Regions from separate parts of the Homo sapiens genome. Here region 1 is linked to region 2. A link is a loop called in an ENCODE intact Hi-C map of the cell type or tissue named here. Cell type or tissue: CD14-positive monocyte. All regions are shown on one strand.

The links. Peaks named below come from ENCODE experiments on the same cell type or tissue, not always from the same donor. Only the 100,000 strongest peaks of a DNase experiment are listed, where the experiment ranks them.
Region 1: it touches region 2 in a loop (1.8-fold over the local background); 2 of 110 quality-filtered maps call a loop at or near these places.

Annotation. Positions count from the first base shown.
Region 1 is chr12:124,468,445-124,470,944 of GRCh38, forward strand. The region is part of intron 6 of NCOR2 (nuclear receptor corepressor 2); the gene reads right to left. Among named protein-coding and RNA genes, the nearest start is that of NCOR2, 98 kb to the right of the region's middle. In CD14-positive monocyte, CTCF peaks have their summits at 960 (motif pointing left) and 1,160; a DNase peak (open chromatin) is centred at 937; H3K27ac peaks cover 808 bases.
Region 2 is chr12:124,544,298-124,546,797 of GRCh38, forward strand. All of the region lies in intron 1 of NCOR2 (nuclear receptor corepressor 2), which reads right to left. Among named protein-coding and RNA genes, the nearest start is that of NCOR2, 22 kb to the right of the region's middle. RefSeq lists an enhancer at 1-277. In CD14-positive monocyte, no CTCF peak of the experiment used is centred here; a DNase peak (open chromatin) is centred at 1,404; H3K4me3 peaks cover 1,135 bases; H3K27ac peaks cover 1,963 bases.

The sequences.
Region 1 (2,500 bases), 76 kb before region 2:
CATCATCCTCATCCTCATCACCCCCATCATCCTCATCCTCATCACCCCATCACCCTCATCCTCATCACCCCCATCATCCTCATCCTCATCACCCCATCACCCTCATCCTCATCACCCCCATCATCCTCATCCTCATCACCCCCATCACCCTCATCCTCATCACCCTCTTCACCCTCATCCTCATCACCCTCTTCACCCTCATCCTCATCACCCTCATCCTTATCACCCCCCTCATCCTCATCACCCCCCTCATCCTCATCACCCCCTCATCCTCATCCTCATCACCCCCATCATCCTCATCACCCTCATCCTCATCACGCCCATCACCCTCATCATCCTCATCACCCTCATCATCCTCATCCTCATCACCCCCATCATCCTCATCCTCATCACCCCATCATCCTCATCCTCATCACCCCATCATCCTCATACTCATCACCCCCATCATCCTCATCCTCATCACCCCATCATCCTCATCCTCATCACCCCCATCATCCTCATCACCCCCATCACCCTCATCCTCATCACCCCCATCACCCTCATCCTCATCACCCCCATCATCCTCATCCTCATCTGTCCATGTATGAACCCCCTCCTCCTAACACAGTTGGAAAGAGCATCCCATCATGCTGCCGTCTGCTTCATAGCAAGAGGGAGGCTGAAGACCAGAGGGTTTAGGGCACTGGCCCAAGGTCAGATGGAAGGCCAATGCCCCATTCTGCAATGTGACAGGGCATCACAAGTGAGATCAGAACATGGTTCTGCTCCACTTATGACGCTCGCACAGCCTGCACATTACCACAGAGCAGATCAGTATGAACCCAGAAAGGTGCCCAAGAAGAAGTGAACACAGGAAAAGCCAGAAAATCCAGGATGCTGGCTTTTACAGACTCCATCGCTGGCGGTTTGAGCAGAACTGCCTCAGTCCCACAGCGACCCCTGGTGGTCGCTTCAAGAAGGGCATCAAAATGCTCCCCCAAAGCACGGAACAAACAAAGCCAAGAAGGGGAAGAAGCCCACAGCCCCGAAAGGGTGGGCAGGAGGGAGGCTCCCTCCAGCCAGGGAAGGTGGCCCTTCCTCAGGTACTAGAGAAAATACTACCTGGGACACCTACAGAGACCCAGCTAAGAGGGTGACTAGCTCTGCTGGGCCTGGATTCAAGCCTGAGCCCCCCGCTCACCAGCTCTGCAGCCTCAGCCAGGGCCCTTCACCTCCCTGACCTCAGTGTCTACTTCAGCAGAACCTGTGGGTATATGCCTACCTCATAAGGTTGTTTGGAAGATCAAGGAGATAATGCTGAAAAAACTGCTGCACAGCAGTGACACGCTATAAAGGGCTCTCTAATGCAAATCAAAACCACAATGAGATACCGCTGTACAACCACTAGGATGGCTGGAATCAAAAACATTTTTTAAAGGAAGATAAAAAAGGGTTGGTGTGGCTAGGGACAGTGGCTCACACCTGAAATCCCAGCACTTTGAGAGGCCAAGGTGGGCAGATCACTCAAGACCAGCAGTTTGAGACCAGCTTGGGCAACATGGTGAAACCCCATCTCTACAAAAAACACAAAAATTAGCTCGGTGTGGTGATGCACACCTGTACTCCCAGCTACTCAGAAGGCTGAGGTAGAAGGATCGCTTGAGCCCAGGAGGTAGAGGCTCCAGTGAGCCAAGATGGCACCACTGCACTCCAGCCTGGGCAACAGAGTGAGAATCCATCTCAGAAAAAAAAAAAAAAAAAGCTGGGGGGCGGTCGGTGAGGATGTGGAAAACCAGGAAACCAGGAATCTTCATGCATTGCTGGTAAGAATGTAAAATGGGGCAGCTGATGTGGAAAACAGCCTGGAAAGTCATCAGCAAATTAAACCTAGAGTTACTGTACGACACGACCCAGCAATTCTGCTCCTAGGTATACACCCATGAGAACTGAAAACAGGTGTCCCAACAAAAACTTCAACACAAATGTTCAACAGCAGCACTATTCACAACAGCCACAGCCCAAATGGCCACAGATGATGAAATAAACAAAAGGAGGCATCTCCATACAACGGAATATGTTTCAGCCATAAAAAGGAATGAAGGATGGAGACAAGAGACAACATGATAAACTCCAAAACCATGACACTATGTGGAAGAAGCCAGAAAGGACGCATACTGTGTGATGCCCTATATAGGAAATGTCTAGAACAGGTCAGTCCATAGAGACAGAGAGTAGGGGAACGGGGAGTGGCTGCTTTAGCTCCTATGAGGCTTCCCTGTGGGTTGTTGAAATGGCTGGGAACCAGAGAGAGGTGACAGCTGCACAACACTGCAAATGTACGAAATGCCACTGAATTGTGCACTTTAAAATAATTATGCTTGAGAATTTCACTTTTAAAAAATGCCAAAGTGGAATTTAGAGGGGAAAAAACAAACAAACAAAAACCTAACCATTGAGGGCTGCCTTGAGCCACCTGGCTTCCAGCTGCAGTCACCAATGTGTGCCAGTGACCCGCAGCTTC
Region 2 (2,500 bases):
TCAGCTGCTGGCTTCTCCCAGAGAGGCTGCCTGGCCTGGGGACCCCTGAATCTGCAGCTGAACAGAAAAACCACTGCAGACTCTCCCCAGCCTCTGCCCCGGGCTGCCCGCCCAGGAGCAGGGTCTGGCCTTTAGAAGCTCCCTGGAGGGCGGGGGCACCATCCGCCAGAAGCAATTAATTGCTGGGTCAAGAGATGGTGAAAGAGATTTGTCACGAGGGCCTGGGGATATTCAGGGTGGGAGGGTGGCCCACACTGATTCAGTTGCCCCACCTTCCACCTCACAAGCAGGCTCCGCCCCCACTCAAACCCCCAGGACATCCTCCTCTGCCTCCACACCCGCCCGGGCCCAGGGTAGGTCAGGGATGCAGCCCCAGCACCCGTGACCTGCTCCCAGGAGGGACCTGCTTCCACCATTCAGCCGGTGCCCACACACAGGAGGGGACAGCCAGGCACAAGTGGGGCTGACATACAGAGTCCCCGGTGGGCCCCAAATGGGCCTGAGACCCAGATCAAATCCCTGAGCCATCTCATCTTGGCAGGAGACTGCGACCCCTGTGTGTGCTGCTCAACTTCGCAGAGGCAGTTTCCTCTCGGTGAAACGGAGGCAATTATATTAGGTGGCTAAAATCAGGCTGGCTCCCGCTCCAGCCCTAGTGCTGTCATTTTTTAAAGCCTGAGGAAGGTGCCTTGCTTCTCGGAACCTCAGTGTGCCCATCTGTAAAACGGGGATGATGCCAGGGGCTACTCTGAAGAGAAATTTACAACCTGGCACCCAGCAGTGCTCAGTTGAAGCTCACCATCGGGGTTCACCAGGCCACCTCCCCAGGGCCCCTTGCCAGCCTGCAACCCTACTGAGACACCAATGTCCCCAGCACCTCGAACACCCAGAAGCGGGGCCCAGGGGGAGGGAGCAGAGTCTCGGAGGGCCACGATGAGAGGACTGGATAAGAGCCCACCTTCCCTGCCTCCCACCTCCGCAGCAGGCCCAGGGGAAACATAGGCTTTGGTGACCACCAGGCTGGGGCCAGAGGCCAGTGACAACAGAAGCACCCAGAGACAAGGCAGCCCCTGACCCAGATCTTCCATGGGCAGGGCTCTGCAGGAGCCTCTGGTCTGGAGGGGTCCGAGGCACAGGTTTCCCCATGGGTCCCCATCAGCTTTCAGCCCCTGGTGTCCACACCCAATCCCTCCACACCAACCCACCGACACACGGGGACCCTCGAAGCCCCCACCACACAGATGGGAAAACCAAGGCCCAAAGACGCCAGGCAAGGGCAGCTCAGCCCGGGATCTTTCTCATGTACCGGTGAGCTCAGCTCAGCCCAGCAGGCGTTCAGAAGCCCAAGTGGCCCGGCTGGGGTCAGGGCCCTGAGTCAGAGCAAGAAACGCAGCAGAAACTGAAACAGCCCAGTGGCCCCACATACTCCACAGAGTGAGCCACGCTGCTTCCCTGCGCCGCCCCGTGCTGGGAAGTTCTTGCTTCTGTGGTCAGGGTGAGGGTGGGGGTGGGGGACGAGTGGCGTGGAACAGCCTTTCAGCCTGGGGACCCTCTCTGGGCCCGGCAGATGAGCAAAGTTCCATGCACACAGGCAGAGCTGTGAACTGGCCCCACCTCAGAGTCTCCGTGTCACCCAGGACACATGCAAAGCCACACATTACCTGGGGCAGCAGTTCAGGGGTATGCATAGGTGAAGCATAGACAGGCAGGAGAGACCCATCCCAGGCACAGGCTGTTTCTGCTCCCTGCAGGGCTCAGCCTGCAGCAAGGCCACAGAGCACAGGTCTCGTGATCTCAGGATAGGGTCTGAGACCCGGGTTCAAAACCTAGCTGCACTGCTTTCTAGCTCTGTGACCCTGGGCACGTGGCTTAACCCTTCCGAGCCTGCCTGTTTCCTCGCCGTAAAATAGAAACTCAGCTCACAGGGCTGACTCAGAGGCTCAGTGAGCGAATGCCTGCCTACAGTAAGAGTGAATGCCCAGCATACAGTAAGGGCTTAATAAATATGTACAGCAGTTCCTGCTTAGCCACGGCAGCTTTCCACAGTTTCAGTATGGTGGTCTGAAAACAAACGGAAAATTCCACAAATAAACAATTCGTAAGTTTTTGGGTTTTGGGTTTTTGTTTTGTTTTGTTTTTCTCACTCTGTTATACAGGCTGGAGTGCAGTGGTGTGACCTCAGCTCACTGCAGCCTCCGCCTCCACCTCCTGGGTTCAAGTGATTATCCTGCCTCAGCCTCCTGAGTATCTGGGATTACAGGCGTCTGCCATCACGCTCAGCTAATTTTTGTATTTTTAGTATAGTCAGGGTTTCACCATGTTGGCCAGGCTGGTCTCAAACTCCTGGCCTCGAGATCCACCCACCTTGGCCTTTCAAAGTGCTGGGGTTACAGGCATGAGCCACCGCGCCCAGCCAATTCCTAAGTTTTAAATTGCACGCTGTTCTAAGTAGCATGATGAGATCTTGCACCGTCGCGTCCTGTCCAGCCCAGGACATGAC